Linked DNA regions of Homo sapiens: all the other regions are linked to region 1. The links are chromatin loops, found by intact Hi-C in ENCODE. Cell type or tissue: heart left ventricle. All regions are shown on one strand.

Evidence for each region. A loop is a pair of places that touch in the nucleus more often than their neighbours do. Peaks named below come from ENCODE experiments on the same cell type or tissue, not always from the same donor. Only the 100,000 strongest peaks of a DNase experiment are listed, where the experiment ranks them.
Region 2: a loop joins it to region 1, with 10 times the contacts of the local background. A loop is called at or near these places in 26 of 110 quality-filtered maps.
Region 3: a loop joins it to region 1, with 15 times the contacts of the local background. A loop is called at or near these places in 55 of 110 quality-filtered maps.

The regions. Positions count from the first base shown.
Region 1 is chr16:27,453,374-27,461,373 of GRCh38, reverse strand. GTF3C1 (general transcription factor IIIC subunit 1) reads left to right here. Exons shown (of 37, transcript NM_001520.4): 37 at 1-761. The coding sequence ends at 24. IL21R-AS1 (IL21R antisense RNA 1) reads left to right here and starts at 7,981. Exons shown (of 3, transcript NR_037158.1): 1 at 7,981-8,000. RefSeq lists an enhancer at 4,273-4,322. In heart left ventricle, CTCF peaks have their summits at 3,861 and 4,065 (motif pointing right); DNase peaks (open chromatin) are centred at 518, 4,063 and 5,589; H3K27ac peaks cover 2,100 bases.
Region 2 is chr16:25,834,492-25,842,491 of GRCh38, reverse strand. All of the region lies in intron 1 of HS3ST4 (heparan sulfate-glucosamine 3-sulfotransferase 4), which reads right to left. Among named protein-coding and RNA genes, the nearest start is that of HS3ST4, 150 kb to the right of the region's middle. In heart left ventricle, a CTCF peak has its summit at 3,587 (motif pointing left); no DNase peak of the experiment used is centred here; H3K27me3 peaks cover 1,651 bases.
Region 3 is chr16:27,151,778-27,159,777 of GRCh38, reverse strand. LINC02129 (long intergenic non-protein coding RNA 2129) reads left to right here. Exons shown (of 4, transcript NR_170200.1): 4 at 1,086-1,167. LOC105371155 (a long non-coding RNA gene) reads left to right here and starts at 5,647. Exons shown (of 3, transcript XR_950956.2): 1 at 5,647-6,258; 2 at 6,363-6,548; 3 at 7,075-8,000. In heart left ventricle, CTCF peaks have their summits at 4,377 and 4,582 (motif pointing left); a DNase peak (open chromatin) is centred at 4,557.

The sequences.
Region 1 (8,000 bases):
TGGAACAAGTGGATCCACCTCTAGGACCCCTGTGGGCGTCCCCTCCCTCCCAGCCACCGCCTGCCACACCACTCCTGCCTGGTGCTCGGCAGACCCCACTGTGCCCTGGCCTTGGGTCTGCCGAGCCTCCTGCAGCAGGGGACGGGTGCTTTGGCCAGAGTCACAGACTGACACGTTTCCCACTGTACTGGAACTCTGGAAAGAGGGGCTCCCCGACCTGCCCATCCCCCAGGCTCTTCTGGGCCTTCCCCTTGGGAACTGGCCTCATCACACTGGGAGTTGGTGCTTCTTGTCTCTGGGTCTCCAGAGTTTGCCCCGCCTGTGCACACCTCACATTCCAGACTCTAGCCATCTCGGCAGGATCTCCTGGCTCCTTGAGTGCCCAGGTGCCACCAAGAGGAAGGGCCTTGTGGGATACACCTTGCAGAATAGGGATCGGTGTGCCCCGCTGCGAGGGGCCCCCCATGGGGGCTGTGGCCCCTCCGCAGGCAGGACATCCCAACCCCTGGCTGGGACTGAACCACCCAGAGCGGAGCGGCTCCCTTTTCAGCCTTGTGAGTCACCTGGCAGGCCCCAGCTGGGCTGGCTGTCCGTGTCCCTCAGCCTGGCTGGTGATTCCTTGCAGGCCAGAAATGAAGAGTCCCTGTAGGTTTTGGTTTTGTTTGTTTTATTTTGTTCTTTCACCTTTTTTCCTCATTAAAAAAAAAAAGTCCCTGTGGAGTGTACTTATTTATTTTTTGATTAAAGGGAAGTAAAATGCATTCTGTTTTGTGTGTTTCCTAAAGAATCAGTGATTCCCCTAGGGGACTCCCTGCTTTGGCTGCAGAACAACCTGGAATGGCTGTTCCCATTGAAACCAAAGGAAGAGGGAAGGCCCTGATCCTAAGCTCGGCAGCCCCGCCCAGCCTCAGCCAGCAGGTGAGAGATGGCCTCCAGGATGGAGAGGGGCACAGGCAGCTCCCTCACCACCTTCTCAGCTGGTCCCAGGCCTGTCCCCCACAGAGCAGCTCCCAGCCCAGTGCCAGGCCCACGATCAGCTCAGCTCAGCACAGCTGGTGTTGGCAGGGCCTGCGGGATGGGTCTGGCCCCTTGAAGTTCTCTTGAGCTCACATTGTTACATTTTTTTAAGTTAGTTGCCAACATTTTTAAAATGTAGAGTTCACATTTTTTTAAAAAAAATTCAGATTTCTGTCTTCTCTTAAAATGGAAAGTTCCAGTAACAATGGGCTTAGCTTCCTGCCTGTGGCAGTCAGAAGTGCTAAGCAGAGGCCACTCCCTCTAGGTGGGATGTGCCCCGACCTGGCCAGCTGTGTCTCACACCCACCTGCAGCTTCTCTCACCTAGAAAAGTGTCCCCTCTGGGGAACATGTACCCCTGACCTGACCCACCTTCCAACCTATGTCTCCATCCTCCCTCTACGAGGGACCAGGGCCCTGGTCACTCTGGGCCACACTTCTGGATGAGGAGGGACAAAGGCAGGGACTTGGGAGTCAGAGTCCTGAGAGTGAGTCCCCGCACTGCCTAGCCTGGTCAGGTCTTAGTGTCTATTTTTTTTCCCTTTAAAGTTTCATTCAAGTGTAGAAACAATAGTGTTCTATGGGATTTTTTGAGGCAATCAAGTAGAATAGTGGATGTGGTCTGCTTCATAAATAAAATACTGTACAAATACTAATTATTTGGGAAAGTGTGGCATGGTGGAAGAAAGGTTTGGGAATCCAGTAAGTGTTTCCTAAAAAACTGACCCTGCATTCACATTTCAGAGCCTTCGTTTTGTCGTCTGAAAACTGGGGGAAGAGTATCTCCCTCAAGGGAGGGCCAGATGAGCTGAAGAGCACCGGATGCAAGTGCATAGTCGGGTTCAGCAAGTTTCCTTCTTTGCCTGTGCCTCCCAGATGATGGAGAGTGTGGGCATGTGTTGGGAGATGGGACATAGGGATGGTGGGGACAGCTCTCAGATGGTGAAATGGGGCTTCTGTGAACACCAGTCCACATCCCCATTCTGCCCAAGGATAATCTGTTGCTTCTTCCCCTCCCTCCTACCCATCATGAAGCCCCTCATCTGCCCACCCATCTGTCCATCCATCCATCTGCACATCCATCCACCCAACTATCCACCTACCCATCCATCCATCCATCCATCCATCCATCCATTCGCCCATCCATCCACCCACCATCCATTCATCTGTGCATTCATCTACACATCCATCCACTCATCTGTCCATCCATCCATCCATCCACCCACCTACCCATCCACCCATTCATTTGTCCATCTGTCCATTCATCCACCTACCCATCCATTCATTCATCTGTCCATCCATCCATCTACCCATCCATCCATCCATCCTTCCAAGACAGCTCTCTGCCCCTCCAAGCTCTGCACAGAAATCTCCAGAAGCCACAGCATTGACCAGTAGTTGTGAGCTGAGATGCCTTCAGGGGCCAGGCAGGTAACAAATGAGAGGAAAGGGGCCTTGGGTTAAATACTAGGGAGTGATAGCAACTGTGGAAAACTAAAATGTGTATGCCCAGGCTGTGAAGGAATGCAAATTTGAAAGAAACATTAAGCACTAACTACCAAACAAAACCTACGAAGGGGCAAAAATGGGTCTCTGGCCCTTTTGCAGCTGCCAGAACAGTGCTAGGTGGTGGCTCCTGGTCTCCTGCAGAGAGGCCAGGGAATGCACAGCCCAGATGGGCACCTGCACGAGGCCCGGACACCTTGGCTTTGTGTCCCCAGCTTCCATATACCCCCCAGTCTTGCCCTCCTCACTCTTAATTCTTTTTTCTTTTTCTTAGATAAGCAAATACATGAATGCATTGTCTGTTAAATACAACATTTCAAATCTGGCTAAAGCCTGTGGGCCCCTCTCCTTCAGGGCCCCTCCCACTTTCCCTCTTCCCATTTCCATCCATATCTGTCTGTGCACGCCCTGGGAAGCCCGGGCCTGTAACATAAAACACGCCCTCAGCACGGCTCACTCACCGACCCCCTGGCACATCTGCATCAGCATGCCTATTATGGGAGTGTTTTGAGGAAGTAGCCAAAGCTTTAGTGGAAAACCACCCAGGAAAGCTTCACCAGAGAGTCCTTCTCCACTACAGCAATGCCCCTGCTCACTCCTCATCAAACAAGGGCAATTTTGCAAGCGTTTCCATGACAAATTATTAGGCACTCACCTTATAGTCCTGATATGGCTCCTTCTGACTTCTTTTTGTTTCCTAAAAAAGAAAAAAAAAACTTTAAAGGGCACTTTTCTTCAGTTAATAATGTAAAAAGATGGCATTGCCATGGTAAAATTCCCAGGACCCTCAGTTTTTCAGGGAGGGGCTGAATGGCTGGTCTCATCGCCCACCAAAGTGTCTTGACCTTGATGGAACTTATGTTGAGAAAGACAGTTTGTTTCTTATTTTTAATCTTTGAATTCATTTTCCATGAACTTTTTTTTTTTCTTTTTCTTTTTCTTTTCTTTTTTTTTTTTTTGAGACAGGGTTTCGCTCTTGTTGCCCAGGCTGGAGTGCAATTGCGTGATCTGGACTCACTGCAACCTCCGTCTCCCGAGTTCCAGCGATTCTCCTGCCTCAGATTCCGAGTAGCTGGGATTACAGGCATGCGCAACGACGCCCGGCTAATTTTGTATTTTTAGTAGAGACGGGGTTTCTCCATGTTGGTGGTGTGAGCCACCGCGCCCGGCCTCCACAAACGTTTTGAAGTCGCGAATGTGTGTATCTGTGCACATACATGCTGTGTATGTATGTATTTGTGTGTGGGCATGTGTGTGTGTGAGTGTGCATGTATGTGCCTGCGTGGAGTCTCCCTCCTTACCTCCAATGCCCAACGCAGGTCCATCCACCCAAAGGGTAGAAGTCAGCCTTTGTTGAATTAAGCAAACCCCTGCCAGTTCACCCTGTCCTCATCGCCCGTATTCTCTACCGCAGAGGGCTGCTGTGGTGATTGTCCAGGGTCCCCTTTATAAGCGCCAGGCAGATGCACTTCTGTGGCCCTTTCCCCCTGGACAGCAGAGCGAGCGGGCACTGCCTTCAGCCGACACCTGCATATTGCAGTGCTTACCAGCAGGTGGCAGCAGCCACCCAAGCGTCTCTGTTTCCCATTACTTCGCCTTGGTTTCCAAATGTCAGGTGCTCTTGGTCCATACAGGCTCCAGGGTGAGGCCAGTAAGAACTGACTGGGGCAGGGCATGACTTATCCATAAAATGGATGATATCCTAGCAACAAGATTTCCTGAGCATCTGCCAGATGCCAGACACTGTTCTGGGCACATTACACACATTAACTTCTGGCCCCACAATAGCCCTAAGACGTCTGCCTGATCAGTATACTCATTTCATAGATGAGGAAGCTGAGGTGCAGGAGGTAAAATCATGTCCACAGGGCTGGAGGCTGGAAAGCGGATCTGCTGGTATTCCCAGTCTGCCAGCCTCAGGGACCTCCCCATCACACCGCCTTCCAGGGATGGGATTTGTTTTGGGGTGGGGGGGGAGCCAGCATTGTGCTGGGAGACTCCCTAAAGAGTAGGATGAAAGGGTTTCTTATCTGGGGTCATCAATTTTTTTTTTTTCTTTGAGACAGAGTCTCACTCTGTCGCCCAGGCTGGAGTGTAGTGGTGCGATCTCGGCTCACTGCAACCTCCGGCTCCTGGATTCAAGTGATTCTCCTGCCTCAGCCTCCAGAGTAGCTGGGATTACAGGCGCCCACCACCACACCTAGCTAATTTTTGTATTTTTAGTAGAGACGGGGTTTTGCCACGTTGGCCAGGCAGGTCTCGAACTCCTGCCCTCAGGTGATCCACCCACCTCGGCCTCCCAAAGTGCTGGGATTACAGGCATGAGCCACCACGCCTGGCCTGGGGCCATCGATTTTTGAAAGAACCTTCACATTTGTCACCCTTAGACACAGGGGGAAGACCTATGATTGCCCCATGGTCTGAGCAATGAAGGAAGGGCTCTTGCTCTCATTACAGACTCCCCAGGAGGCGGCCTGTTTTCATCTCCACACCTCATTCTGTGCCCTTTCTAGGTCTGGGGCAGATGGTTGCCTCCTCTCTCCATACTGCTTTGCCAGTCACTGCTCTACCATTGATTGATTCATTCATTCATTCACTTATTCAATATTTTTTAGCACCTGCTCTATACCAGGCACTATTCTAGGCTCTGAGACCCAGCGGAGAATTAGATCCCTGCTGTAGTGGCGATAGACAGTAAATATGATGGATAAATAACACAAATGTATGAGAAGGTATAATAAGTGTGATGGAAAAAACAAAACCAGGCAGTGGGGTGTTGCACTTTGAATAAAGGACCCAACCCAGAGTGGAGAAGGTGACGTCCGAGCAGACTTGACTCCATCCTCTCATCTTACACGAATGCGTGGGTGTTTCCTGATGGCAGACAAGTCCTCTCCTTGTTCTTTCCTGTCGAGAGTTTAAAGGAAGCGCCTGCTTTCTTTCCTGTCGAGAGTTTAAAGGAAGCGCCTGCTTCCTTTACTGTCAGTGGAATGGGCTCCTGGGAGGGGCAGTGCACGTGCTCACTGCTCCATCTTCCACCGGAAGTCCCCTTCTTGGGTTCCACCGGTGCCCTGGGACTGGGTGGGCTGTGCAGGGTTGTGCCATACCATGGGGCCAGCAGCCGGGCTCAGGCAAACAACATCCCCAGATAGGAGGGAGGAAGGGGCTTTCACCTCCAGCGGGGGGACCAAAAGGAGCTCAGGAATGGGGCAGAGCATGATGGACTCCAGGCAAATCACTGCCTTTTTCTGGGCCTTCACTTCCCTCTGTCTCCTTCCCTTGTTAGAGCATCTGGGACCCCCAGACAGCATCCCAGGCTGAGATCTCGCAGGAACTGTTGATGGTTGGAGAGCTGGGGTTATGTGTTCGTTGAATCCCAGCAGAAAGCAGTGCAAGCTTCAAGGCATCTGGAGGGAAGCATTTATGAACTCTCTGGGAAGGAGATTGGGAAGGGCTGGGGCCACAGCCCTCTTCTCCTCTGACCTGGAGCCTAGCTCAAGGTGATGATAGAAAGACAACGCACCTCTGGCCGGGCGTGGTGGCTCACGCCTGCAATCCCAGCACTTTGGGAGGCTGAGGCGGGCAGATCACTTCAGGTCAGGAGTACGAGACCAGCCTTGCCAACATGGTGAAACCCCGTCTCTACTAAAAATACAAAAATTAGCCAAGTGTGGTGGCACGTGCCTATAATCCCAGCTACTCAGGAGGCTGAAGCAGGAGAATTGCTTGAACCTGGGAGGCGGAGGTTTCAATGAGCAGAGATCACGCTATTGTACTCCAGCCTGGGTGACAGTGTCAGACTCTGTCTAAAAACCAAACAACAAAAACAAAAAACAAACAAAAACACTAAGACAACTGACATCTAATAAGGGCTTGCTCCACCCTCTGTTTTCATTCCTGGAGCAAGCCAAGAGGCTGATTCCTAACCTCCACTTTATAAAAGAGAAAACTGAGGCGCAGCGACAGCAAATGACTTGCCCTTGGAGCCTGGTCTTCTGGGCCCTTTGAATGGGGTGATATGGTTTGGCTCTTTGTCCCCTCCAAATCCCATGTTGAACTGTGATTCTCAACGTTGGAGGTGAGACCTGCGGGGAGGTGATTCATGGGGGCAGACCCTCCTGAACAGCTTAGCACTATCCCCTTGGTGATGAGTGGGTTCTCGCTCAGTCACTTCATGGGAGATCTGGTGGGTTTGTTTGTTTGTTTTTGTTTTGTTTTGTTTTGTTTGAGACAGAGTATGGCTCTGTTGCCCAGGCTGGAGTACAGTGGTGTGATCTCGGCTCTCTGCAACCTCTGCCTCCTGGGTTCAAGCAGTTGTCCTGTCTCAGCCTCCCAAGCAGCTGGGACTACAGGCACAAGCCACCAAGCCCAGCTGATTTTTGTATTTTTTTTTTTTAGCAGAGATGGGGTTTCACCATATTGCTCAGGCTGGTCTCGATCTCCTGACCTCAGGTGATCCACCCACCTCGGCCTCCCAAAGTGCTGGGATTACAGGCGTCAGCCACCGTGCCCAGCCAATCTGGTTGTTTAAAAGAGTCTGGGACCTCCCACTTTGCTCTCTTCCTCCTACTCTTGCCAGGTGACACGCAGGCTCCCCCTTAGCCTTCTGCTGTGATTGGAAGCTTCCTGAGGCCTCACCCAGAATAAATGCTGGTGCCATGCTTCCTGCACAACCTGCAGAACTGAGAGCCAATTAAGCCTCTTTGTAAATTACCTAGACCCTGGTATTTCTCTTTTTTATTTTTTGAGACAGGATCTTTCTGTCGCTCAGCGTGGAGTGCAGTGGCGCCATCTCAGCTCACTGCAACCTCTGCCTCCCGGATTCAAGTGATCCTCGTGTCTCAGCCTCCTGAGTAGCTGGGATTACAGGCATGTGCCACCATGCCAGACTCATTTTTGTATTTATAGTAGAGACAGGGTTTTGCCATGTTGGCCAGGCTGGTCTTGAACTCCTAGCCTCAAGGGATCCGCCTGCCTCGGCCTCCCAAAGTGCTGGGATTATAGGCGTGATCCCAGCCTAGCCTGGTATTTCTTTATAGTGACACAAGGACTAATACAAGGTCCTTCCTTAGGATAGAAGGAGAGTCCTTACTGTGGGGATAATATCAGAATAATGCTAGAACACTTTCTGCTGCAAGGGACAGAAACCCACCTCAAACCAGCTTAAGCAAAAAAGGAAATTTATCAGCTCATTGATTCAGCTAGGGTAGGCAGGGTTATGCTGTGGTAACAAACAGCCCCATCTCAGCAGCTTAGAACAACAAAGGATTGATTCCTTGCTCACGATACACGTCTATCACAAGTGAACTGAAACTTCAGTCCGTATCTCCTTGCTCAAGGACCCAGGTGCCCAGGCAGATGGAGCAGTCACCATCATCATCTGTCTCTGTGACAGAGGAAAAACACCCCAGGGGGTGTGGTAGCCATCTGAAAAATGCTCTGCCCAGAAGTGAGACTTATCACTTCTGCTCACAACTG
Region 2 (8,000 bases), 1.6 Mb after region 1:
CCAAAACATCACAGTCCGTGGGCTAAAGAGAAGCAAGAAAAATAAAAAATCACAGTACAGTGGGGCATATACGATCACTGAAATCTGTGGGAAGTTTTTAAGAGCAGATTGGAAGAAGTCCATGTTGTTTGACTGTGTCAGTTATCTCAGTGTGTGTTAACATAAATGCAGATCTTTCCATGTGAAATTCTTAGATGTTAATATCAGGACTACAAGTATTTCTCTCGACCTGGAAGAAGTGGTTCATAGTGCCATGTGTAATTCCAAAAATTTAAGCTAAAGCTTTAAGACTCCTTAAGGTGACCTTTTCTTCAACAAAAGGCAACCTCAACTGAGCCACTTCTCTGCCCACTGGAAAAGGGCATGCTCTGCAGCTGGACTTGCCATACGATAAAAAGTCCAAAATGTCAAGGAGCCATTGACTTGCATGTTTGTGCCAATATATTGCAAATATGGTTTTTTGTAGTGGTAGGGCTGGGCTCAGCCCCAAAGTGCCAGATGGTGCTGAGTACTCAAGAATAAAGCCATCTGCAGAACAACTCCTTCTACGGCCATTACAATTTGTACTGATTATAAGCCTCTATCAGAATGTCTTTAGGACTCTTATCTATGGATAATCCCATACTGTTCATTACAGCTCTGGGTTTAAGACCATAATGACAGTTACAAGAATGGGAAAACATATTGAAGCAATAGTCTCCACACCACCCACAGACGCAGGTTCTAGTTCCCATTATGCCATATTCATTGGAAACTCATAGACTGGAAGACAATTGAGACCTACTCGGGAAGGTGAATCTAATGACACAAGGAGCTCCATGAGATTGTCTCTGGTTTTGAATAAAATCTGAAGGAATAAAATATTAGAAGATTATTTAATATTAAATAAATATGAAAATTAAATACAGGCCAGGCACAGTGGCTTACACCTATAATCCCAGCACTTTCAGAGGCCAAGGTAGGCAGATATTTTGGGCCCAGGAGTTCTAGACCAGCTAGGGCAACATGGTGAAACCACATCTATACAAAAAATACAAAAATTAGCTGCCTATAGTCCCGGTTATTCCAGAGGCTGAAGTGGGAGGATCCCCTGAGCCTGGGGAGGTTGAGGCTGCAATGAGCCATGATCACGCCACTGCACTCCAGCCTGGGTGACAGAGCAAAACTCTGTTTCAAAAAAATAAAGTGGCCGGGCGTGGTGGCTCACGCCTGTAATCCCAGCGCTTTGGGAGGCCGAGGAGGGTGGATCACGAGGTCAGGAGATCGAGACCATCCTGGCTAACACAGTGAAACCCCGTCTCTACTAAAAATACAAAAAATTAGCCAGGTGAGGTGGCGGGCACCTGTAGTCCCAGCTACTTGGGAGGCTGAGGCAGGAGAATGGCATGAACCCCGGGGGGCGGAGCCTGCAGTGAGCAGAGATCGCACCACTGCACTCCAGCGTAGGTGACAGAGCAAGACTCTGTCTCAACATAAATAAATAAATAAATAAATAAATAAATAAATAAATAAATAAACAAACAAATATAAATTAAAGTAAAGTAAATACAAATCTCATTTGGCCAACTATGAGAGTCTTCTGTCTTAGACCAATAAGCTTACTTGACCACAGATGGCCCATGGATTGGGTTTGGCATCCCAGGCTCTTTCATGTGTAATATTTGGGTGCTGCTTCTACCAATAAAAACTCCACAGTGTTTATTTGATCCAAGCTGTAAGGATGTGTAATACCTTATAAGAGGATGTTCTGTAGGTGATTAAATTCTTTGCTGAATCAGTTTTGGCCCCAGTAGGTTGATACTTTATTTCTTTACAGTGCTCAAAACATTAAGGTCCTCATAAAATGAATTAATGATCCATTGTAAAATGCCCTTTATGGAAAAAAATCACTTTTATATTCCAGGAAACTGATATTACATTATCTTTACCATCATAATATGATAGTATCTAAGAACTATTTGCATAGAAACACTAGCTAGGCTGGAAGCTACGTGATGACCAACAACTTATTTGATATTAGGAGTAAAATAAAATATGAGAGTTATTTAACTTAACCTATTGAAACACCCTTTGGTGGAACAGTCAAGATACCAAAAGACTTCACAGAATCCATATGCCATGTGGGTTTCTGGATTGTAGTAGTTGCGTCTCAAAATGCTCAAAGGAATCCTAAACCTATTTTAAATTCCTACTGCCATAACTGAAACTCTCTGTCAGCTGTTTGCAACAAAAGGCTTCCCAGAAATAATTTTTGGGACATTTATGTCAAAGAGATTTAAGGAAAATTGTCGACAGGAACCTTATCTGAACTGTCTCTATCACTCTCCAATCATGCACCAGTGAGTATCAGTATGAAAGTGATATACTGTTGATCAAGGGTGCCTTATGGTGTTGTAAGAAGAGATCGACCAGAAAGAACATTTTAGTTTCCACTGATTGACAGGCCATGGAAGGTATAACTCAACCATATCATTCTGGACTTAACCACTGTCTTCTAATACAAATATTTCATGATAAAAGTATTCCACATATGGTTTCTTCTCGGCCTATACTTTCTTCCTTTTGACCAGGAGTGTTAACCTTTTTTCAGCAAAGGGATTGGACCTGCCTTAAAATGGAGCTCAAGTTCAATGCCACATAAAGTTCGCAGTGCTGATTGGCTTTTGTGATCATCACTTCAACAATAAAATTAGATGTTCTTCCAAGAGTGGGGCATGTCAAGGCAGAAAAATCCATCCTAGAGCCTCTTATGACTGACCTAGACTCTCATGCTAAAAATTTATCATAGACAAAACAGTGAAGAGCGATATTCACTGATCACTGTTGTGAGACCCTGGCATTTTTATAAACACTAGAATATAACACAAAGCCCTATTGTCAGGAAAAGAAAAAGACCATGTAAATAACTGAAAGAGAAGTCTCCTGTGTATCAGAAATTGGAGATCACTCAATGAGAATGCTAGTCCGGAGGGTGGAGAGGATGTTTTTATTTTCCTGATAAACATGCATAATGGCTGAGAAACCACTACTAACTGTCTTAAAGGTAGAAAATTATGGGAATATTCTAAAACAAAAATGGAGGAAGGGAAGATCCAATGGGTGATTTCACATGTTATCTCTGTGAGTTTCTGCTTCCTTTTGTCTTTCAAAGGGAAGGTCACCAGCAAGACAGCCAAGTCTTCCTTTGTGAGATTTCCTTTGCTTTCTTCATGATGTCTTCATAAAATCAGATACATCTTCCCAAACAGCTACATAAATAATAAAGTGATACACTCCCTACATTCCATAAATATATTATCTTTGTTCCAAGAAGTTAATCTTTAGAGATCTGTTTTTAAAGGATCAATACCAAGGAGGATATATACAGAGTCCTGGATTTACACATGTCAGATACTTTAATTTCAAGACTTTTTACTCAGGGTCGGTTCCTGTACTGTAGCCAGTCTTTAGGTGGCAGTGATGGTTATCTGACAACTTCAAAATGAAGAGGTCCCTAAACCTGCCAGATCCCCTTAACCAAAGGCCAAATTCCACAGTGCCAAGACCGATTTGATTTCATTTTATTTATGTAGAACAGTGACACCTAGTGGCAGGGAAGGCAAATCACAAAAGAGAATTCTCTGGTGGCACCTCCCCCATCTCATCGGGATTAGTGAAAAAAGTGACCCAAAAAGGGCTTCGCTCTTTTCTCGGCTGAGTGTTGGCCTTATTTTGAAAGTCTGCAGTGATTCGTGGTTAAGAGCCATCTCAGTGGGCTGGACCTATTCTAGCTTCTCTGGAAGGACGCAAACCCAGTTATAGATCTCAAGAGTGGGCGGGTCTAGGAAAAGACTTAGAAGGGACTGGTGTTCTAAAGACAGAGCGTGAGAAATAAACCCACCCCAGATCCTAAATAGCCAACTAAGGACACTGTGGAATTATCCAAAGACTCCAGGGTAAATAGCATGCTGAGGAAATTTTACCAGTAACAGAGAGATGGAAGAATGAACTGCAAATATGAATCACGATCCTATATTTGTTGGTTTTCTGCCATTAGACTGAGCTCCTTGAGAGCTGAAACTATTATCTTTGCCTTTTGTTAGAACCAGCCACATATGTCTGACAAATGGCAGGTGCATAAGTAAATGCTGAATGAAAGAGAGAGAGAGCATGCAATAAAGAGAATGAATCGGGTCAGATAAGTACTTCTGGGAAAACTAACTAAGATAAGAAGAAGCCTGCACTGTAGTCCCACTAAAGCTAAGATAGCTTTTAGCAAACTTGATGTAGTTAAATAGCAGCGGTAGTCGTTAATATCGACTGAATAAGTAGGATACACGATTCCAGCATATTTCTCTATTAGTATTCCTGTTTAGCATCTGGGAAACCAAAGCACATTTACATAGCTGAGAAGCTGCAGAGTTGGGGTTCTAACCCAGGCAATCTGGTTCCAGGGTCCGTTCTCTGCACCTTCATGCTGGGCTGCCTCCTTTCAATTAAAGTGGTTATTCACTGGGAAAACATGGACATCAAGATGGCAACAGTAGACACTGCGGACTACAAGAGGGGGAAGTGGGGGAGAGGGAGGTGGGTTCAAAAACTACCTTTCGGGTACTATGCTCACTATCTGGGTGATGGGACCATTCCTACACCCAACCTCAGTGACATGCGATTTACCCATAAAACAAAGCTGCACATGTAGCCCCTGAACCTAAAATAAAAGTAAAAAAATAAATAAATAAAGTGACGATTTAAGTCCCAAGAGAAGTATTTAATATGCAACAGGATTTTTTTTTTAAAGAGTGAGACCTGTCAGTGCATTTAAAATATGATTTACACATATTTCTTCAGTGAATCTGTTATATAGGACCTGTACCCTAACATGCGCCTTACAAAGGACTATCCTGGTTGGAATATTCACATATCCCATCAAATAGATAGCCATAGGTAGGCACTGAGCTCTCCCCATCTTAAAGACATTTGGCTACTATAATGTCAGCATATCTGACATGAGAAAGCGTTCTTATTCTCTGCTCTCTCCCCATGCCCTAGTCTTTTTAAAAACAAGATTCTTTCATTCCTTAAGAGTTCCTGGAAAATTTCTGGAAAATAATCCTCATCATTTTTTTCACATATTCCTTATCCAGCAAAAAACACTTCCCCCTGAGTCTGTACATAATCCCGGTTTGCCTACCTAGGGCCTTGTTCATCCAAAATGAGAGGAAAGCAAGATGTGGGTGTGGGTTCACACCCAGGATCCTCATGTGATTCCTCTGAACGTGAATGAGCTGAATGGCATCCAATGAGTTTTTTGACACAATGATCGTCTGCAGCAGAAATCTCATGGCTGACCCTAGTCCCCAAGGTAAGGTCAGCTGTTATACTGGAGAAGGGGATCTGCCATCGCCTAACTCCATTGGAAATCATCCATGAACTGCGGATTGGAAAATCAACCATGACTGGTCTCAACCCATACTGACCTGGAAAGATCTGGGGACAAAATGAGTCCCAAGAGAAGAGGTGAGCACAAAACCACATAACAATGCCTCTCTGAATGTCCTTTCTCATTACGATGGCCAGTGTTACTGATGAACCAGTTGTCGAGTACATTTTGGGAGGTACCATATCCATAGTCCTGAAGTCACCTTAACTATAAATTGTGTAGGCTTCCTTTAATATGAATTCTTGCTACCTTGGGTTTTCTGTTCCTTATATCCTTTATTCAAGAATTATGCAAGGTTATATTCTGGGTCTATTGTAATTTAACATTTATAGTCCATAGTGCCTCTGGGACTAGATTACCTCCCTGCATGATATTGTTTTTCATTTCTACGCTGACAAACACGCCATTTCAACTGTCACTTAAGCAGCCAGTTCAAGCTCTACTGTTATTTTAGCTCCATATTGTCAAACGGGTGGATTTATAAATGTGTTACCTGAAGGAAACATTCCCCTAAATAGCAGAAGTGGAGACTTTATTTATTTATAATTATTTGTTAGATTTGTAAAAATGTTCCTGTTGCTAAAAAGCCTCTGGCTAAATACAAATTAAAACACTTTTGAATGTAGTAAAATCAGCAGTGGCATCATTTTAATTACCCATTGGGAGATGTCAGGCAGCAAAGATGTATTTCTTTCTTTCCTTCCTTGGTTAACAGGACTGCCTGCTTAGGGATATGAACTTCCTGTCTACATGTCTACGACACAGACTGCCTGGCCCCCAGTCCATCTTCATGTGGTGCAGTCATCCATTTGAACCCCTATGCATGGGTAGGGGTCCAAAAGAAGACAGAAGGCACAGCAGAAATTTATTTTTTTGTAATTTTGGCTCCTTAGCACTCCTTCACCCCTTCCTAGTGATATCCTGATTTGGCGAGGGGAGGCCACCTGGGAACATCATGCCCTTCCGTTTTGTAGGCTTGGTAGGAAAATAATTCAGGATGATCACCTCCCAACTCAGAAGAGACCAGCTTGTTCCTCTTCTGGTCTGGACATGACTATGATTTCCGCCACCCAGCCCTCCGGAATGCCCTTGGTTTCTGTCCATTTCCAAGTATGGTCTCCTATTTCCCTTTCCTCAGTCCCCTTATTTTCCCACTAAGTTCTCTTCTGCTTCAGTGAGCCAGCGTCAATTTCTGTTGCTCGCAAGCAAGAAGTCTGACTTTTTATAGAGATGGTTAAAACAAAAACAAAACAGTGTGGCTCACCCTTTGGTATAAGAGAGAAAATGCAGATCTGTTTCCAAACCCAATCAGCCCCCGGCAAGTCACAACACATTTTTCTTCAGTGAAAAGAAACAGCACAGAATTGCCCTTATGCAGACCTGATTTTGACTTCTGACTTCTCCACTTACTGGACCTGAGCAAGTTCCTCAACCTCTCTATGCCTCCGTTTCCTCATCTGTCAAATGGGATTACTGTAAGCAGATTCCTGGGAAGTGCATGTAAAGCATTTTTCTCTATTGATGGCACATGGTAGGTACAATGCTCAATCAACGTTAGCCAACTTGATTTTTTTTTTCATCATCTGTCAACTGAGGAATAATAATATCCCCACTCACTCACAGAGTTATTTTCAGGATGAAATGTGTGAGACAATACTTTGAAATATAAAAAGAGCCTACAAGTAGGAAAGCAGGAAAAAATAGAGAAGCTGCCCTCTGGCTCATGCACAGAATTGAACTGACTCATATGGCAAGGCAGTGTTTGTTCAGCAATTCCTCTAGCAGGGGATGTTTAGCAAGTAGTCAGGAGTTTTGATGTTCAAACAACAACGGGGGAAGGAAAGCTGCCCTGGAGACTTAAGAGGCATATTTTAGGAAAGCCTCTCTTTTTAAAATTAATTAATGATGATACATTTTAGACATTAAATAGGCATAAAGAATCTTAGAATGAAAACCAACACACCTATCACTTAGCTAAAGAAATAAAACCTAACTCATGGTGATGAAACCCCTTGTGTAGTTTCTACCACATTCCTTCCTTTCTCTAATTTCTTTTGGGTTTTTTTCTTTGGTTGGTTGGAGGGATGGTTGGTTTATTGTTTTTTGTGTTTTGTGGTTTTTTTGAGACAGGGTCTCACTCTGTCGCCCAGGCTGGAGTGCAGTGGTGCGATCTCAGCTCACTGCAACCTCTGCCTCCCAGGTTCAAGCGATTCTTGTGCCTCAGCCTCCCAAGTAGCTGTGATTACAGGCACGTGCCCCCACACCCAGCTAATTTTTGTATTTTTTGGTAGAGACAGAGTTTCGCCATGTTGGGCAGGCTGGTCTCGAACTCCTGACCTCAAGTGATCCACCTGCCTCGGCCTCTTAAAGTTCTGGGATTACAGGCGTGAGCCACCACGCCTGGCCTTCTCCTCTAATTTCTTATAAATATTCATCCCTACACAATATGCAACTATATACATATATATAGCATGTTTTGTATATTTTTAAATTATACTATAAATGGCTACACATTACATAGATACTTGTGCAACTTGCTTTTCATCTCTCAACATTGATTTTGTCATACCACCATGGC
Region 3 (8,000 bases), 300 kb after region 1:
AGGTGGACCCAGGACTCTGCATTTTTAATGGACACTTTAGGAGACTCTGATGTGGGTGATAAGAACACTGGGTGTTTGCGGCTACAAGGTGCAGGAGAATTAGCTGGCTTGTCTGGGAAGCAGAGGCAGAGGGAATGGGGATGTGGATGGGCTTTGTTGCAAAGGGCCCTTCAAGGTGGCAGGTCTCAGGTGGGAGTGGCTCTGTGAGGGCTGTGCAAGCTGAACTTTCAGTCCTGAAGCCTTGGGAATATTGTTCACGGTGCCTGAAACAGGGTTGTGCCAGTGGAGAGGACCTTTGAGGGGCGTATATCATCCATCTCAAAGGGTGATTTTTAAGAGAGGTATTGTGCATCAATCAGGGTGACAATATCTGTAGCAAATATGATAATCACTCACTAAGCGCCAGGCCCTAGTCTCACTGTCTTAAATACACTAACTCATAGGTCTTGTTATGCTATTACCCCCATTTTACAAATGAGGAAACTGGGAGCACAGAGAAGTTCAGCGACTTGCCCAAGGTCACTCAGCCGGTGAACGGCAGAGCCAGCGTTTGAATTTAGGCAGTAAGCTATAATGTCTATTCTTGGCCCTGTGCCCTTTGGCCTCAACAGAGACTGTGAGGATGGTGACCACACAAACTGAAGACTGAATCCTTTTTAATTTGAACCAAATCCTGAGATGCTTGTAAGATCCACAGAGAGAGGAGGACTCTGGAAATTGACCATTGTTGAACTCATTGTCTAGGCTAACTGATACGGTTTGGCTGTGTCCCCACCCAAATCTCATCTTGAATTGTAGCTTCCATAATTCCCATGTGTCATGGGACGGACTGGTGGGAGGTAATTGAATTATGGGGGTGGATCCCCCGCTACCGCTCTCGTAGTGGTGAATAAGTCTCATGAGATCTGATGGTTTTGCTTGGCTCTTTTGCTTGGCTCTCATTCTGTCTTGTCTGCTGCCGTGGAAGAAGTGCCTTTTGCCTTCTGCCATGATTGTGAGGCCTCCCTAACTATGTGAAACTGTGAGTCCATTAAATCTCTTTTTCTTTATACATTACTCAGTCTTGGGTATGTCTTTATCAACAGCATGAGAACAGACGAATACACTAACTAATGGAGGAATGACTTGATTCAGAAATGTAAAGAAATGGGACGGCTTGCACCTCAGGAGTTCTAGAGCAGTTCCTGCCTGTGGCTCCAATAAGAATGTCAAGGTCACTGGATTGCATTTTATGTGTTTTCTTTCCTAATTTGATTTTTGGAATAGATGCTGTGCTATATTTACATCGCTCGAAAATCAAAATAACATAAAAAGATATTTCCAAAAAGCACTAATCTATGTCATCTCTCTGTCCATTGTGTTCTCCTTCTGCTCGTAGATGGTCACATTTAGTACTTTGCTGTATCTTCTTCCAGTGTTTTTTTTGTTTTGTTTTGTTTTATTTTTTGACAGAGTTTTTGCTCGTTGTTCAGCCCTGAATGCAATGGTGTGATCTTGGCTCACTGCAACCTCTGCCTCCTGGGTTCAGGTGATTCCCCTGCCTTAGCTTTCTGAGTAGCTGGGATTACAGGCGCCCGCCACCACAGCCGGCTAATTTTTGTAATTTTAGTGGAGACGAGGTTTCACCATGTTGGCCAGGCTGGTCTCGAACTCTTGACCTCAGGTGATACACCCACCTCAGCCTCCCAAAGTCCTAGGATTACAGGCATGAGCCACTGCACCTGGCCTTCCAGTTTTTGTTTTGTTTTGTTTTTATTCAAATACAAGCAACCGTGTGTGTGTGTGTGTGTGTGTGTGTGTGTGTGTGTGTGTGTGTGTGTGTATTTATGTTCCCCCTCCTTAATTACACAACAGGTAGCAAACCCTACATACTCTTCTATAAGCTGTGTTGACGAAAAGAGTCAAACTGTAAAATATTTAAAGAGATTTATTCTGAGCCAAATATGAGTGACCAATGGCCCATGACACAGTCCCCAGAAGATCCTGAGAACATGTGCCTAATGGGTGCCTAAGGTGGTTAGACTACAACTTGGTTTTATACATTTTAAGGAGACTTAAGGCATCAATCAATACACATAAGATGTACATTGGTTGGATCCGGAAAGACAGGACAACTGGAGGTGGGGGCTTCCAAGTCATAGGCAGATTCAAAGTCTGATTGGCAATTAGTTGAAGAGTTATTATCAATAGAAAGGAATGTCTGGGTTACAATAAGGGGTTGTAGAGAACAAAGTTTTTTTTTGTTTTGTTTTTTGTTTTTGAGACGGAGTCTCACTCTGTTGCCAGGCTGGAGTGCAGCAGAATGATTTCAGCTCACTACAACCTCCGCCTCCCAGGTTCAAGCAGTTCTTCTGCCTCAGCCTCCCCAGTAGCTGGGACTACAGGCGCGCACTACCATGCCCAGCTAATTTTAGTATTTTTAATAGAGACAGGGTTTCACCATATTGGCCAGGCTGGTCTTGAACTCCTGACCTTGTGATGCACCCGCCTTGGCCTCCCAAAGTGCTGGGATTACAGGTGTGAGCCACCGAGCCTGGCCCAGACCAAAGTTTTGTTATGCAGATGCAGCCTCCTGGTAGCAGGCTTCAGAGAGAATAGATTACAAATGTTTCTTATCAGACTTAAAGAGCCTGTCTATCCATAATTCCAAAAGGGAGGAGGATATAACGAGGAGTGTCTCGCTCCCTCTTTCCATCACGGCCTTGAACTAGTTTTTTGGGTTAGTTTTGGAATGCTCTGGCCGAGAGAAGGGGTCCATTCAGATGGTTCGGAGGGGGCCTTAGAATTTAATTTTGGTTTACATCTGCTTTCTTCCCCCCACTTTACAGTGTACTGTATTGTGAAGATCTTTCCATATCAGTGCAGAGACAGCTTCCTCACTGTTGTTTATGTTATTTATGGCTGTAGAGTGGGGTGTGCTGGCACCAGCTGGCTGATGGTGTGCTGGCTCCGAAGAACTGATTGCTAAACCTTCAGCGATTTTGTGAACCAATTGATTTCACATAGGTGGCTTGAAATAGGCCACAGTGGTAGTATTTGCACAACAGAAATGGGCAAACTGTCTACCTCAGGGCTTCCCACTCAGACAGCTGGTTGTTAAACGTTTATTGCACACCTCCCATTGTATAGATATACCAAGGTTCAGGTAGCCAGTCTCCCATACATGGATACTTGAATTATTTTAAATATTGTTTTTTATGGCCGGGCATGGTGGCTCCTGCCTGTAATCCCAGCACTTTAGGAAGCTGAGGTGGGCGGATCACTTGAGGTCAGGAGTTTGAAACCAGCCTGGCCAACATGGCAAAACCCCATCTCTACTAAAAGTACACACACACACAAAAACCTAGCTAGGCCTGGTGGCAGACGCCTGTAATCCCAGCTACTCGGGAGGCTGAGGCAGGAGAAACACTTGAACCTGGAAGGTGGAGATTGCAGTGAGCCAAGATTGCACCACTGCACTCCAGCCTGGGCGACAGTGAGACCCTGTCTCAAAAACAAACAAACAAACAAACAAACACAAAAAACAACAACAAAGTATTGTTTTTTTATAAATGATGCTTCAATACGTGACAGATATCTGACCTGAGAAGGAAGAGAAAGGGGATTGTGACAGCCACTAGGATAGAAATTACAATAAGCCCCTAGCCTTACCACTATAAAGAGTGGGATTCTTGGAGCAGCTGCCTTGACATCCAGGAGCTTGTCAGAAATGCAGACTCCCAGGCCCCATGACAGAACTGCTGAATTCGACCAGGACATTAATGTGTGCTACAAAGATTGAGAAGCACTTCCCTGACAATCTGCGTGTGTGTGTGTGTGTGTGTGTGTGTGTGTGTGTGGTTGATTCTATTCTTTTTCTTTGTAGAGATGGGGTTTTGCCATGTTGCCCAGGCTAGTCTCAAACTCTTGGCCTCAAGTGATCCACCTGCCTCAGCCTCCCAAAGTGCTGGGATTACAGGCGTGAGCCATCGCACCCAGCGTATTGATTATATTCTATTTTATACTTTATTTAATTCCTTTTTGTTGTTCTGAGGTCTTATTTATTTTTAAGAATATAATTTTATCTTTACATGTTTAGAAAAATTAGAAAATGTGGATAACACATAACTAAGAAAATAATAGCTTCCTTTCCTTCTGTCCAGAGTCTATCACTATTAACCCCTTTGAGCATCATTTCCAGGTCTTTTCCTGTGCATGCCTTCATACGTGTTAAATCAAGTTTAGCCTAAAGCTGCCTCCTTACGTATTTTAAGTTTGGCCTAAAGGGTTCTCCGTACATGGTGAACTGTAACCTAAACGGAGGTGTAAAGAGACTGTAACCGGTTCTTGTGCCAATCACCGAGTTTTGGCCCATCAGAGATGGTTTGAATGGTTTGCCCGGCTAATTTTTAATTTTTTTTTGGAGCGATGGGGGACTTGCTGTGTTGGCCAGGCTGGTCTGGAAGTCCTGGCCTCAAGCGACCCTCCTGCCTCTAAGGTGGCGCTTTTAACCCTTTGTGTACCACCACCACAAACCGCGGCCCAGTGCGTTAATGGGTGGAGGGAGGGGGAAGGGGAACGCTGAGAGCCCCCTTGTGGCCGACCAGGGTATTGCGTGTGCCCAGGCTGAGTGGGAACAAGGAGCGTTAAGAGTAGATAATTGTAGCATTGCAGGTGGGCTACAGATTTAGAGACAGGAGACCACGTGCCTACATGCACGAGCGTGCACACGCACTTACACACATACACACACGCCTGCACACATACACACATGCATGCACACCCTGATAAGTGACCCATTCCTTAGCCAAGGCTGCACAAGCGTGGTTCCCCAGAGCAGGAGCAAAGTCCGTTTATTTGCCATGAACTTCCCCTGACTCCCTCCCTGGTTGTCAGCTTTCTGTATCCTTTTCCTTGTAGCTATGGCCCTTCCAGAGCCGAGAGAGCAGCAGAGCTCTTGCTGTGGCCTAAACCTTACATGCTTGAACCTGACAGTGGAGGAACTTCCCTAGCAACCTGGGCACTAACTTTGACCACTAATGGCTTTGGAACCAGGTTCCCTAGCAGTGAGGCTGCACCCTTACCCCGGGAAAGAAAGCAGGGCCAGGACCCAGGTTCTCCTGAGCAGTGTCTATGCTGCCACCTGCCCAGAGTGCAGGGGCGTCCTCTTCTAATAGGTGACATGTATTGAGCACTTACTGTATGCTGGGAGCTGCCTGTGCTTTCGCTTTATCTGATTTAATCCTCACAGCAACTCTCTGACATGGATTAAGCACTTAGTGAATACTAGTTGAGTGGATGCATGATTATCCCTTCGAATTAGATCTTATTCTTATTCTCCTGTTAGCTCCCTGACCTCCTTTTTTGTTTTTGTTTTTGTTTTGAGATGGAGTCTCACTCTTGTCTCCCAGGCTGGAGTGCAGTGGCACAATCTTGGTTCACTGCAACCTCCGCCTCCTGGGTTCAAGTGATTCTTCTGCCTCAACCTCCTGAAAAGTTGGGATTATAAGTGTGCGCCACCACACCCGGCTAATTTTTGTATTTTTAGTAGAGACAGGGTTTCACCATGTTGGCTAGGTGGGTCTTGAACTCCTGACCTCAAGTGATCCACCTGCCTCAGCCTCCTAAAGTGCTGGGATTACAGGTGTGAGCTACCACATCTGGCCTCAGACTTCACTTTCTACCAGTCTCTGTGCTTCTGGCGCCCCGGCTTCCTTGCTGTTCCTGGACTACTCTTGGTGCACTCCTGCCTCAGGGCCTTTGCACTTTTCCTTTGCCTGAACTCTGCACCCAGATATCCACGTGGCTGGCTTCCTTCCCTACTTCATCAGGCCATTATTCCAACCTCCCCTTCTCTGTGAGGCTTTCCCCAAACGCCTTATTTAAAATTACAACACTCCTTCCCTCCCTCCTTATTCTCTTTCCCTACTTTATTTTCCCCAAGCAAGCATTATCTTCTCCCATTCTATACACAGTACGTCCTGGTCTTGCTCATTGTTGATCTCCGCTACTTGGATCTACACCTCTTCTCCCCTTCTGGCAGGGATCTCTGCCTTCGCTGCTATCTCCTGGCTACCTGTGCCAGGGCCTAGTTCAGAGTAGATGCTCAGTACATATATATTGAATATATCTTGAATGTATGAAAGAACAAATGAGTTTCCTTTCTACAAAGGAGGGGACTGAGGCGCAGAGAAATGAGCTGATCACTTGTCCAAAGTGACATGGCAAATAAATGACAGCTGTGGGATTCAAGTCCTGCCAGACTCCTAAGCTTGGAAGGTAGGGTTGCCTGGGAGAAATGCTGGATGGGTCTTTTTTGATGATCACTAAAGTAAGTTGCCTTTGAGTGAAAAGGATTCAGTAGCTGAAGTTTGCAAACACAGTGCCACGAAGCCCTTGCCGCCCTGCCTTCCTGTCCGGGAGATGGCTCCAGGTAGCTCCAGGCAACCAGAAGATGTGCTGGGATGGAGGCTGTGGATATCATCTTTGGTGTTATTTTGCTTCTAGAGATGGGAGCTCTTTTCTGAGCCTATTTGTAGGGACATCTGCATATACGAGCCACCTATCTGGTAAGTCCTTCCCATGGTCCGAGGCCTGTACAGCAGAACCCGGGCATGAGCTCAGGACTTTGTCTATACTACTGCAATTATGTAGTTAATTGTGCCAGTGTGTCCATTAGCTGACATAATCAGGGAGTGAATTAACTTCTGCTTTTCTGGCTATATTTCAAAGGCATTTTTAAATGCTTATTTTTTTTGGAGCCTATGCACTCTTCAGAAATTAAATTTAGGCTGTGATTTTATTACCCTTTTTATTTAATTTATCCTAACGGTTGCATTCAAGCTGTGAACCAGCTGTTGACTTTGAAAAAACATTGTTCAATTTGAAGGGAACATTTTAAAACTTAATGTAATGGCTGTAAGTAATCACTACAGCAATTACACTTCCCAGCGTTGTGCGTCACATGGGGGCATAGTGGGGATTTGGAGTAATGCTCCCAGTTGGGCCAGGTGTTGCTAGGGCAAGAGACAGGCAGCAGGGATCCGGGGCAGAGGGACCAGCTGACCACACTGACATGTTTCCTCTCCCACTTAGTTGGGGCCAGGCCCTGGGGAAGAGAGTTTGCAAGAGGCCCAGGTTTAGTTGAACACGTGGAACCATTGGTGAGCTCCTAGCTCCTGCAGTCCTCTTTCCAGCCACTGAGTCTCATTGGAAGGCTTTGCTCTTTTCTCTGCCTCCTGCCATGGATAGAGGAATCTAAGAGGTTCTGAGATTGGATGGAATTCTGGGGCTCAACTTGCACAGAACCTTTTCATGAGTCACTTTCTGTCCTTGTATTCATTCATTGACTCATTTACTCCATCACTTTGGTAGACTGCAATGAAAATGGCACAAATGCTTCCTATGCCTGTTGTGTGCAATGCACCTCTCCCATGGAGAAGTGAAGTCCAGTTCTCCAAATCTGAAATTTCAGCTTGATTACATGATGACATTTAGTCACTGGGATCTTAGCAAATGCATTGCCAGCAGAGGCTGGGCAAGCACTCGCACACTGAGGCTGGTCCTCTCTTGCTGCCCTTTGACCTCCATGTGAAGAGACCCGGGATAGCCTGCTGGATGACAAGAGACCTTGTGGAGCACAGTTAAGCTGGCCCAACTGGTGTGTCCCCTGGAACCAGCCTGCTAACCTGTGAGTGAACCACCTTAGACCATCCAGCTCCAGTGAGCCAGCCCAGCAAACCTATTGAATCATGAGCTAAATAAAGTGACAGTTGTTTTAAGCCACTATGCTTTGGGTGGTTCACTATGCAGTAAGAGTAAACTGAAATAATAGGCAAGTATTCAGTGAGTGCCTAATCTGTGCCAAGCATTGAACTTGGCCTTGGGGATGTGTAGCCCCGTGATGGGCATGAAATCCAGGCTGGTCAATGAGAGCACTCCATCCCCTGATCACAGCTTCCTGCTGGCTGGTCTGCCTTTTGCTTGGGGTGGGCAATCCGTGCTCTTGTCTTGCCCTGGTC